Regions from separate parts of the Homo sapiens genome. Here region 2 is linked to region 1. A link is an interaction called in ENCODE POLR2A ChIA-PET data of the cell type or tissue named here. Cell type or tissue: A673. All regions are shown on one strand. Each heading gives the region's core, and the rest is flanking DNA. Links, peaks and the distances in the headings are about the cores only. Region 1 overlaps CDC14A (cell division cycle 14A). Region 2 overlaps LRRC39 (leucine rich repeat containing 39).

The links. Peaks named below come from ENCODE experiments on the same cell type or tissue, not always from the same donor. Only the 100,000 strongest peaks of a DNase experiment are listed, where the experiment ranks them.
Region 2: POLR2A ChIA-PET joins it to region 1 with 9 read pairs; 3 of 35 experiments call an interaction of 5 or more read pairs at or near these places.

The regions. Positions count from the first base shown.
Region 1 is chr1:100,358,290-100,363,621 of GRCh38, forward strand. The region is part of intron 2 of CDC14A (cell division cycle 14A); the gene reads left to right. Among named protein-coding and RNA genes, the nearest start is that of CDC14A, 8.4 kb to the left of the region's middle. In A673, for the core only: CTCF peaks have their summits at 86 and 288; a DNase peak (open chromatin) is centred at 2,642.
Region 2 is chr1:100,162,380-100,167,808 of GRCh38, forward strand. All of the region lies in intron 3 of LRRC39 (leucine rich repeat containing 39), which reads right to left. Among named protein-coding and RNA genes, the nearest start is that of LRRC39, 13 kb to the right of the region's middle. In A673, for the core only: no CTCF peak of the experiment used is centred there; a DNase peak (open chromatin) is centred at 2,022.

The sequences.
Region 1 (5,332 bases), core at 42-5,041:
AGGCGCTTACTTTTAATAACTTGGCTTACTTTTGTGTGGCTAAAAAGTTAGTGAAATGAAATATATTACTTGTTATGACATCTGTGTGCCCCTCCTAGTGGTGGTCATGGGTGTAGGGTTGGATGTTCATGGCATAGAAAGCCAGTTTGCTGGGAAGGATAGTGTATAGGGTCTTCATTTTCAGCCTGTCCATTGTCATTTCTTCTCTTTTTGAGTTGTGAAGAAAGGTATTGAAAGTGCAGGAAAGAGCTCTTTAGGGAGAAACTCTAGGGACTGAATTTTAAGCAGTTTCTGAAGTGACTTGAAGAATTTCACCAAATGTTTTAGCATGTTAAGAATGAGCAGCCTCTAATGAGAACTAATTAGCTAAATGGAAGATTTAAATAATTTAAAACATTCAATTTTCATTTAAACTTAATTAAAGCAGCCTGATATTAATGCATCCAGGAAGTTTTGGATAAGTAATTTATAGAAAAATGATTTCTTTTATCTTGTCTATAGCATAGTTTTGAGTCAAAATGTGAACATAGAATATTTATGAGAGAAGCATGGAAAAACTACTCTTGCCTAGAAATATTTGTGGGAATGCATATTTAGGTTAGAGGTAGGTCAGGAGAAACCCTTTTGGTTTTTAAATTTTTATTTCAAATTAAATGTATAGCAAGTAGGATAATTTAATGGAAGGTTGAATGCCACTTAAGCATATACACACATACACATATATATGATCTGATAGAGCCTTACGGTCATCATTTAGAACCTCAATTCTCATTATAAATTGCTATGATATAGACAGAAGAGGAGATTTGGTTGAACCTCGAGACAAATTTCATTGTGGGAATAATAATAAAGCCATAGCAACAACAACAGCAGCAGCAGCAGCAGCTAACATGTATAGCCCTGTGCCAGGCAGTGTTCTAAGTGGTTTACACGCACACATTAACTCAATTAATCCTCAGAACAAGCCTAGGAGTTAGATGCTGTTATTATCACTACTTAACAAAGGAGGAAGTAGAGGTCCAGAGAGGGAAGTATATTGCCTAAGGTCACTGAGCTGGTAAGGCAGAGCAGGGATGCAAGCCAGAGGCAGTCCACCCTGGAGTCCAGGCATTTCCCAGTTGGCCTGAGACTGATGCCAATGGGGAGGGTATGGGACAACTTTGCCCCTTCCTGACAGACTTGATCCCTCTAACTTGGGTGGTGATGGCTCTTGGGGGAAATGTGCCACTGACAGTATATGCACAAACTATGACCAGCTCCTATCTGGGAATGTGTGGTGGTAATTTAAACATTTTTCTTTGTAATTTCACTTTTGGGGGGTATAATTTTGCCTTTTTTTTCCTATCAGTGCACTACCAAAAAGAAAGAGAGGAAAGAAATTGAGTTAATTGTAGGACACGTGAAAACGAAAGAAGCCCAGTTTTTATAAGCCTATGATAACTGCTTTTGTAGGCTGTCTGGTGAAATGTTCTGGCTGCTTACCTGGTGTAACTTAAGGTGATTTTTTTTTTTAAGGTATTCTCCAAAAAAAACCCTCAGAAAACTGTTTACTTTCTAAAAGATGGTAGTTTATAGTTTCTTCCCCCCTTTTTCTTCTCTTCATCCAAACCTTGGAAAAGTAATATTGTTCAGGGCTGCTTTTTTTCACCTTCTTCTTTTTTTTTTTTTTTTTGAGTTGGAGTTTCCTTCTGTTGCCAGGCTGGAGTGCAGTGGTGCGATCTCAGCTCACTGTAACCTCCGCCTCCTGGGTTCAACCGATTCTCGTGCCTCAGCCTCCTGAGTAGCTGGGATTACAGGCGCGCACCACCACACCCAGCTATTTTTTTTTTTTTTTTTTGTATTTTTAGTAGAGACGAGGTTTCACCATGTTGGCCGGGTGGTCTTGATCTCCTGACCTCGTGATCTGCCTGCCTCGGCCTCCCAAAGTGCTAGGATTACAGGCATGAGCCACTGTGCCTAGCCTTTTTCACCTTCTGTTTTGAACACATGACAGCCAGTGTTATGATGTAGTATATGTTAAGAGGAAGTAGATATATCTGTGTACATTCATAGTTAGTTCTTTTTTTTTTTTTGAAACAGGGTCTTGCTCTGTCACCCAGACTGGAGTGCAGTGGGGCAATCTCGGCTCACTGCAACCTCCACCTCCGGGGTTCAAGCAATTCTCCCACCTCAGCCTCCCGAATAGCTGGGATTATGGGTGCATGCCACCATGCCTTGCTAATTTTTGTATTTTTTTGTAGAGACAGGGTTTCACCATGTTGACCAGGCTGGTCTCGAACTCCTGGCCTTAAGTGATCTGCCTGCCTCGGCCTCCCAAAGTGCTGGGATTACAGGTGTGAGCCACCGTGCCTGGCCCACAGTTCTTAATTCTGTAATCCAGGGGAATCAAATTTACCTTCTAGATAATGATTTATTTAAATATCTGCTGTTTTGACCTCTTAGGCATTCGGTGTAGAGTTGATCTCTAATCTTCATAATGATAAATTATTACTCTGTTTTTTCAGTTTGCTTGAGATAAGGCTGTGAAAACAAAAAATGTAGCCGAGGTGCTAAGGAGAGTTATCTTAACAGGGCTAGTCATAATCATGCAGCCTGAGAGAGAGCTCCAAGTGGGCTGCAGGAGATCCCAGTGGGGAGCTGTCAGCCTTCCAAGTTCTTTCTGTGCCAGGTCACCACAGGGCGGCTTCATTATTTTGTTTGAAGTAGATTCCTAAGACATCAGATGTTCTCATTTGTAAGTTCATAAACACATTCCCAAGCCAGAAGTAAATGACTTTTACTTAGCCACAGCTCAATACCCCTTTGTGCTTAAAAAAAAAAAAACAACAAAAAACAAAAAACAAAAAAACTAAAAACTAAAACACAAGCCTCACAAAACTCTTGACACATTTTTATGGGAAGTGAAAAGCATAACTTAAAACTTTCATAAGTGGTTGAAAATTGCTATACAAGAAACTTAGTATTTAGATGGGATAGATTTTGATGCAGAACACTGTACTAATGCTTTGGAGATATGTATTTGTAAAGAAGGAAGTAGAAACACATGCAGTACAGGATAATACATGACCAAAGCTGCAAATGTATGTGTTAGGAGTTCAAGAAAGGAAGAGATTATTGCTACCCAGGGTGATAAGCACTGAGCTAGTTTTTGAAGGGTGTATAATAGCAAAGAGTACATTTTATGATCTCTGTGAGGACCAGTACTACCTGTTTTTGCTCACCATTATGTCCCAACACCTAGCACTGTGCCTGGCATAGATATGGGGCTCAAGAAATTTTAGTTGAATGAATGAATGAGTGAGTAAGTGAATGAGGAAGAAAGGAAAGAAAAAGATTTCAGGCAGAGTCCTGAGAAAAGGCACAAGAGGTGTTTGGGAATAGCAAGATTCTGTTAGAGGAGGTGTAATAATATTTGAATGGAGAGGAGTCACAGGTCACAGCAGCAGTCACTTAGTTGGGGACTGGATTGTGGAAAACTGTTTGGATGTCAGTAAATTGTGCTTGCTTGTAAATGGCAGAGAGTGACCAGGGCTCTACTTTAGGACGAGTGCTGCCATCGCTCGAAGGTGGGGTCAGTTAGGCTATGGAAGAATTGGATTAGGGTTGCAGCAGTGGGGAAAGAAAGGCCAGATGGGGAGAGGCTGGAAAGAATTGGTTGACTGGATTTGGGACTGAGCAGATGCGGGTAGGGAGGAGGAAGCAAAGGTGAATTCAAAGTTTCTGGCTTGGGTGACTGGGAGAGAGGGACACCTTTAAGTAGGTGAGGTACGTAAATCAGAAGGAAACTGCCTTTTTGCTATTCTGTTTTGTTTTGAGGATTGGAGATAGGAAGTAAAAAGGGGGTCATTATAATGGAGTCTTTGTCTTTTGTGATCTTTAAGCGGAAAATAGACCGTGTCTGTCCTGGATATTTAAAATGTGGGGAGGTAAGTGGCACAACTGATCTCAAGTTCCTTTCTGGCTTTGTGATTTGAGCTGAATTTTTTATACTGAATTGTGAAATTCATTGTGTCTTAGAAATATTTTTTTTAATTTTTCAAAGAATATTGCTTTTCTACAATGAAGAAATTCAAACCTACAGTGCTATAAATTTTTAATTGGCATAATTTTGTATATGCAGTTTTAAATGCTGATTTTTTTAATCATACATGAGCATTGTAAACCAATGCCATTTTTCAAAATCACCATAAATGTCTCTATATTAATAATATTTCGGGGAAAGGATATACCATACTGTATTGAACATTTTTCTCTCTTTGGTCATTTTGGTTGTTTCCTATGTCTTGTCATTTTAAGTTGTTCCAATTCACATTACTGAAGCAAAGTAGAGCTGTGAATAATTCTTTTTAAAGCTTTAGTTTCAATTTACTTAAAAAATATATTGGTTTGTTTTAATCAACGAAATACTTCCAGGAGCACCAAAGAATTTTATGTGGATTGAGAGTCATCAAAAATATTGCTCTATTTATTAAAAATATGTAACATCCCCAGTTCTTGACAACTTGAAAATGAAGCAGCATTGTTGCCTGGGGTAAATACCCGGGGTTCTTCATCTCATCGAAGATTAACAATAGGTACACGTGAGTGGGTTAAGGAGCAGAGACTTTAATAGGCAGAAGAAAGGACAGAGGAGAGAGTAGCTCTCCCTCTCTTGTGAGACAGAGGAGTCCAAAGGGAAAAGCGGGCCTGCAGCTGACCGCAACAGGTTTTATAGTCTGGCTTGAGGAAGCGGTGTCTGATTTACATAGGGCCCGCAGATTGGTTCAACCAGGTGTGACGTTTACGTAGTGGGTGGGGAAGGCTGATCACCCCACCCTAATCTTATTATGCAAATGGACTTTCCACTCGGCCAGTGCCGTCTTGTCTGCTCCTCACTGTACATGTGGCTGGCAAAAAGAGAAGATGGAGCTGCCATTTTGAACATGCCTAGTCCCAGGTAGTAGTATTCCTACTGGCACAACTGCCGACATTCACCTGTGCAAGTTTCCAGCTTGCTTGTTTACGTGTGCAGCTCTCTTTTACAGGCTGCTGTTTGTTAAAAGAGAAAATGATTTTAGGGCTGCTTTTCATTAAAAGGAAACCCTTACCGAGGGCTCCCGAACCCTCAGTACCTGCCTAAGTAATTTCTTTTTAACTCGTATATCAAAAACATCTGGTAAATGATCACAATTATTTGTTGTTGACAGTGAATTCCTTTATAAGAAATAATTTGTGTAAACTATAAATTTGAATAAGATATTTCCTTTATTGTTAATTTAATTTTTTGGTCTTAAATATTTTCACATCCTAGTGACAAATTGAAGAATTTGCCAGTTTAGACTTCTCTTTTTTT
Region 2 (5,429 bases), core at 102-5,101, 200 kb before region 1:
ACGGTGGCTCACACCTGTAATCCCAGCACTTTTGGAATGCTGAGGCAGGTGGAGTTCGAGACCATCCTGGCCAACATGGTGAAACCCCATCTCTACTAAACATACAAAAATTAGCTGGGTGTGGTGATGCGTGCCTGGAGTCCCAGGTACTAGGAAGGATAAGGCAGGAGAATTGCTTGAACCTGGGATGCAAAGTTGCAGTGAGCCAAGATTGCACCACTTTACTCCAGCCTGGGCGACAGAGCAAGACTCGGTCTCCAGAAAAAAAAAAAGAAAGAAAAGAAACTGGAAAACCTTTTGCAAAAAGCTATTTCTATCCCAGAAAATTCTTCACTCATGAAAAAGAGAGTAAGTTTAGAATTGAAAATTTTGAAAATTTTAGGCTGTTAAAAGGATACATAATAAATATGAGCAGTCCTGAAAGCATGAAGTTTAACTAATTTGAATATTTGTTTGCCAGAAATCTCTTGACATTCTGAGAGTTAATACATAATTTTAGCAGTTTTGTATATTAACTGATCTTCAATAAGGATTTTATTTTAATGAACAGAAAGCCAAAAGTAAACAAAGTGTTGAATTTGCTGTCTTTAAGTATTTGGGTTTGTAAAATACCTCTCTTAGTATCTGTGTATTTTGATCTATCACTTGCCTAAAATTTAATCTGCTAACAGGTGCCCTGTGGCAGTGGGATATGTGTGGCCTTCTGATCTAAACAGCTAAGCTTCCCATAGATGTGGGTAACTAAGAAAAAATGTATAATGTCAGCTATTCAATTATATTACTTATTATAAAAATAGAACTATTCAAACAATGGGCTTAATGGTTATTATTACTAAGACAGAAATGAAATTCAGAGCAAGATTTAGTAACAAGTAAATTAGGAATCTTATCCCTTGACCTTTAACTTAAGGAATTAATCCAGTAACCATTATAGCCAAGTACTAGACATTGGAGATACAAAAAGCTCTGTTGTTACTGAGTTCACGGTCAGGCTATTATTAGAAAAATCTATTTCCATCTCTGTAAAGATCGCTAAATTCTTTCTGGTTCTGTGTTTTTATGATCTAAGTCCAGAATATACGATTTATTAATTTGGTTACCTTGAGCAAGACATCCCCCATCTGTGGGCCTTACCTATAAAATGTGAGGTTATAATTAAATGATATCTATGTATTTTCCAGCTTAAATATTCTATAATTCCTATACAGCTTTTTCTAAAAAAAAAAAAAAAAAAATTGAGAAAGGCTGTCTCCATGTTGCCCAGTCTGGTCTCGAACTCCTAAGCTCAAGCAATCCTCCTGCCTCAGCCTCCCAAAGCACTGGGATTACAGGTGTGAAGCTGCTTATTTTAATCTTGATATTCTTTCAGGTCTCTAATCGAAATTTTATAACTCTTCTAAAACCCTTTTGAGGCCGGGCGTGGTGGCTCACGCTTGTAATCCTAACAATTTGTGAGGCTAAAGCAGATGGATCACTTGAGGTTAGGAGTTTGAGACCAGCCTGGCCAACATGATAAAACCCTGTCTCCACTAAAAATACAAAAATTAGCTGGGTATGGTGTTGTGGGCCTGTAATCCCAGCTACTCAGGAGGCTGAGGCAGGAGAATCACTTGAACCCAGGAGGCAGAGGTTGCAGTGAGCCAAGATTGCGCCAATACACTCCAGCCTGGGTGACAGAGTGAGACTCTGTCTCTAAAAAAACAAAATAAAATTTGATTCTACAAATTTTATTGTAGAATAAGGCCTTTTTCTGATATTGCCACACCAATCGTTACCTAAGTACTTGATTTTTTCAAGGAGCTTGGCATCAAAAGGGAGAAAACACAATTTCTGTTTAAACTGTAGGCTTTTTTTCTTTCATTTTTTAGCTAAAGCTCTAGCCAATTTAGCTGAACGAAGCAGCATTAGATTACATTCTTACCCTTCTTACCCCTTGCCTGTGTACTGACCCCTTTCAAATCTGCTTCTTTTGTCTACTTCCTTGCCACTCAGTGTGATTTGCAGAACAGCAGCATCATTGTCTCCTGGGAGCTTGTTAGAGATCCAGACTCTTGGTCCTACTCCAGACTTACTAACCCAGAAGCTATTTTAAATAAGATCCCTATGGGATTCCTACGCAGACAAGTTTGAGAAACACTGGTCTATTTCAGAGCAGAGTAAAAAAGTAAGGACATTTCTTTGGGTTACCTTTGGTTGGTTTTAAATTTCTATGAATTTTCCAGTTAGCCTTTTCTCTGGTAATCAGCTTCTCTGTCTCACTTTAAAAGGTCTCTCAGATTCTTACCATTTTGCGTCAGTTATGATTGTTTATTTATTAATTTTTTTCTTTTTTTTTTAAATGAGACAGTGTCTTGCTCTGACACCCAGGCTGGTGTGCAGTGGGTGTGATTGTAACTTACTGCAGCCTTGACCTCCAGGGCACAATTGATCCTCCCGCCTCACCCCTCTGCCTCCCAAGTAACGGGGACTACAGGTGCATGCCACCACGCCCAGCTAACTTTTTGTTTTAGAGATGGGGTCTCGCTATGTTGCCCAGTCTGGTCTCAAGCTCGTTGGGCTCAAGAAATCCTCCTACCTCAGCCTGCCAAAGTGCTGGGATTACAGGCACAAGCCAGCATACCTGGAAAATTATTTATTTAGTCATATTACAGGTTTTAAACCTAACCTTTGATCTCTATATAATTTACTTTTAAAGTAGTTTATACTTAATTTTAACCACAATCCAAGCTTTATAATACTGTACAATGATTTTACAATGTAATTGTTTTAAGATTAAGGGAAAGGTGCTTTGAAAAACTACATTACACAAATTCCATGTAATGTTTCTAAAAGTAGAAGCTGATTTTGGTCTAACTTAACTTTTGGAAATTACATTTTGCTAACAGAGAATCCTCCTCCCTAATCATAAAATAGATGATGCCAAAAAAGAACAAGCAGTAAGAAAGGGCAAGACTGCACACTCATTATTCCTATATAGAGAACTTCTGAAATTTCTGAAATTAAGTGATTCTTAATTAATGACAAAGATCCCTTTTATCAAAACTTTAGCCAGGCTCCACATCCTCTGCTTGACCAGGATTGACCTTGGGCTTCCCTCTCTGTCCTTGCAGAATCCACTTTGAACAGGAATCTTGCTATGTCTGCACACTTACTAAAAACTAAGTGGGAAAAATTATTCCTCCCTGTCAAGATCTTTTGTTTTTACAGATATTTAGCAACACAAATCATTGCTTATCAGTAGCTTCTTGCCCCCCACCCTCGTTTACTGGAAGAATATCAATTGCTTCCAAGTCCAAGTGTTTACCAAGTAATCCAGGTGATATGGTTTTGCTATGTCCCCACCCAAATCTCATCTTGAATTGTGGCTTCCATAATTCCCACGTGTTGTGGGAGGGTCCCAGTGGGAGACAATTGAATCATGGGGGCAGTTTCCCTTATACTGTTCTCATTCTCTCTCCCAAGATCTGATGGTTTTATGAGAGGTTTCCCCTTTCTTTTTTTTTTTTTTTTTTGAGATGGAATTTCACTCTTGTTGCCCAGGCTGGAGTGCAATGGTGCAATCTTGGCTTACTGCAACCTCTGCTTCCTGGGTTCAAGCAATTCTCCTGCCTCAGGCTCCCATGTAGCTGGGATTACAGGCGTGAGCCACCATGTCTGGCTGAGGATTCCCCTTTCATTTGGTTCTCATTCTCTCTTTGCTGACTGTCATGTAAGATGTCCCTTTGCTCTTCCTTTGGCTTCCACCATGATTGTGAGGCCTCCCCAGCCATGTGGAACTGTGAGTCAATTAAACCTCTTTTCTTTATAAATTACCCAGTCTCAGGTATGTCTTTATCAGCAGTGTGAAAACGGACTAAAATAGTAAATTGGTACCGATAGAGTGGGGCACTGCTGTAAAGATACCCAAAAATGTGGAAGTGACTTTGGAACTGGATAACAGGCAGAGGTTGGAACAGCTGGATGGCTCAGAAGAAGAAAAGAAAATGTGGGAAAGTTTGGAACTTCCTAGAGACTTGTTCAATGGCTTTGACCAAAATGCTGATAATGATATGGACAATGAAATCCAGGCTGAGGTGATCGCAGATGGAGATGAGGAACTTGTTGGGAACTGGAGTAAAGGTCACTCTTGCTATGTTTTAGCAAAGAGAATGGCAGCATTTTGCCCCTGCCCTAGAGATCTGTGGAACGTTGAACTTGAAGAAGATGATTTAGGGTATCTGAGGGAAGACATTTCTAAGCAGCGAAGCATTCAAGAGGTGACTTGGGTGCTGTTAAAAGCACTCAGTTTTAAAAGGGAAACAGAGCATAAAAATTCAGAAAATTTGCAGCCTGAGGATGTGATAGAAAAGAAAAACCCATTTTCTGAGGAGAAATTCAAGCTGGCTGCAGAAATTTGTATAAGTAATGAGGAGCCACATGTTAATCACCAAGACAATGGTTTTATAAGAGGTTTCCCCTTTCACTTGGTTCTCATTCTCTCTTTGCCAGCTGCCATGTAAGATGTCCGTTTGCTCTTCCTTCATCTTCCACCATGATTGTGAGGCCTCCCCAGCCATGTGGAACTGTGAGTCAATTAAGCCTCTTTCCTTTATAAATTACCCAGTCTCAGGTATGTCTTTATCAGCAGCATGAAAACAGACTAATACACCAGGGATGAATCTTAATTTATCTAAACCAATCAGTCTCATTCCCCTAGAAGGTAACTGGGTTAGATGTGTACAAATGATCCAATTCTGGCCAATGAGAAGTGAAGGAGAGGTTTGTTAGGGACCCTCTGTGAAAGATTTCTTTACTCTTAAAGAAGAAATAGAAAAAAATAGTTTCCACTTTTCTGAAAACATAATGATCATTGGCTGTGATGCCTGGAAGTGCATCAGTCATCTTGTAACACTGAAGGAAGCTAATCCGAGGATCAGACTGACACAGGGATTAACAGTGGAAGGTGATTAAAAAAAAAAGCTGACTTTTAAAAGATGTTGAGGCTTTGCATTGACTATCTTCAGAACAGCCTCACTTCCCTATCGCCTAAACCATCTTTAGTTGAATTTTTTGTTATTTGCTAACTGACATCGGCAAATAACATTTGCTAATTTAATGTTTAGAAAGAGGCAATGGCCTGGCATGGTGGCTCATGCCTGTAATCCCAGCACTTTAGGAGGCCAAGGTGGGTGGATCACCTGAGGTCAGGAGTTCAAGACCAGCCTGGCCAACATGGTGAAACCCTGTCTCTACTAAGAATACAAAAATTAGCTGAGTGTGGTGGCATGCGCCTGTAATCCTAGCTACTTGGAAGGCTGAGGCAGGGAGAATCACTTGAATCTGGGAGGCGGAGGTTGCAGTGAGCTGAGATCATGCCATTGCACTCCAGCCTGGGCGACAGAGTGAGTCTCCATTTCAAAAATAATAATAATAATAATAATAATAATAAT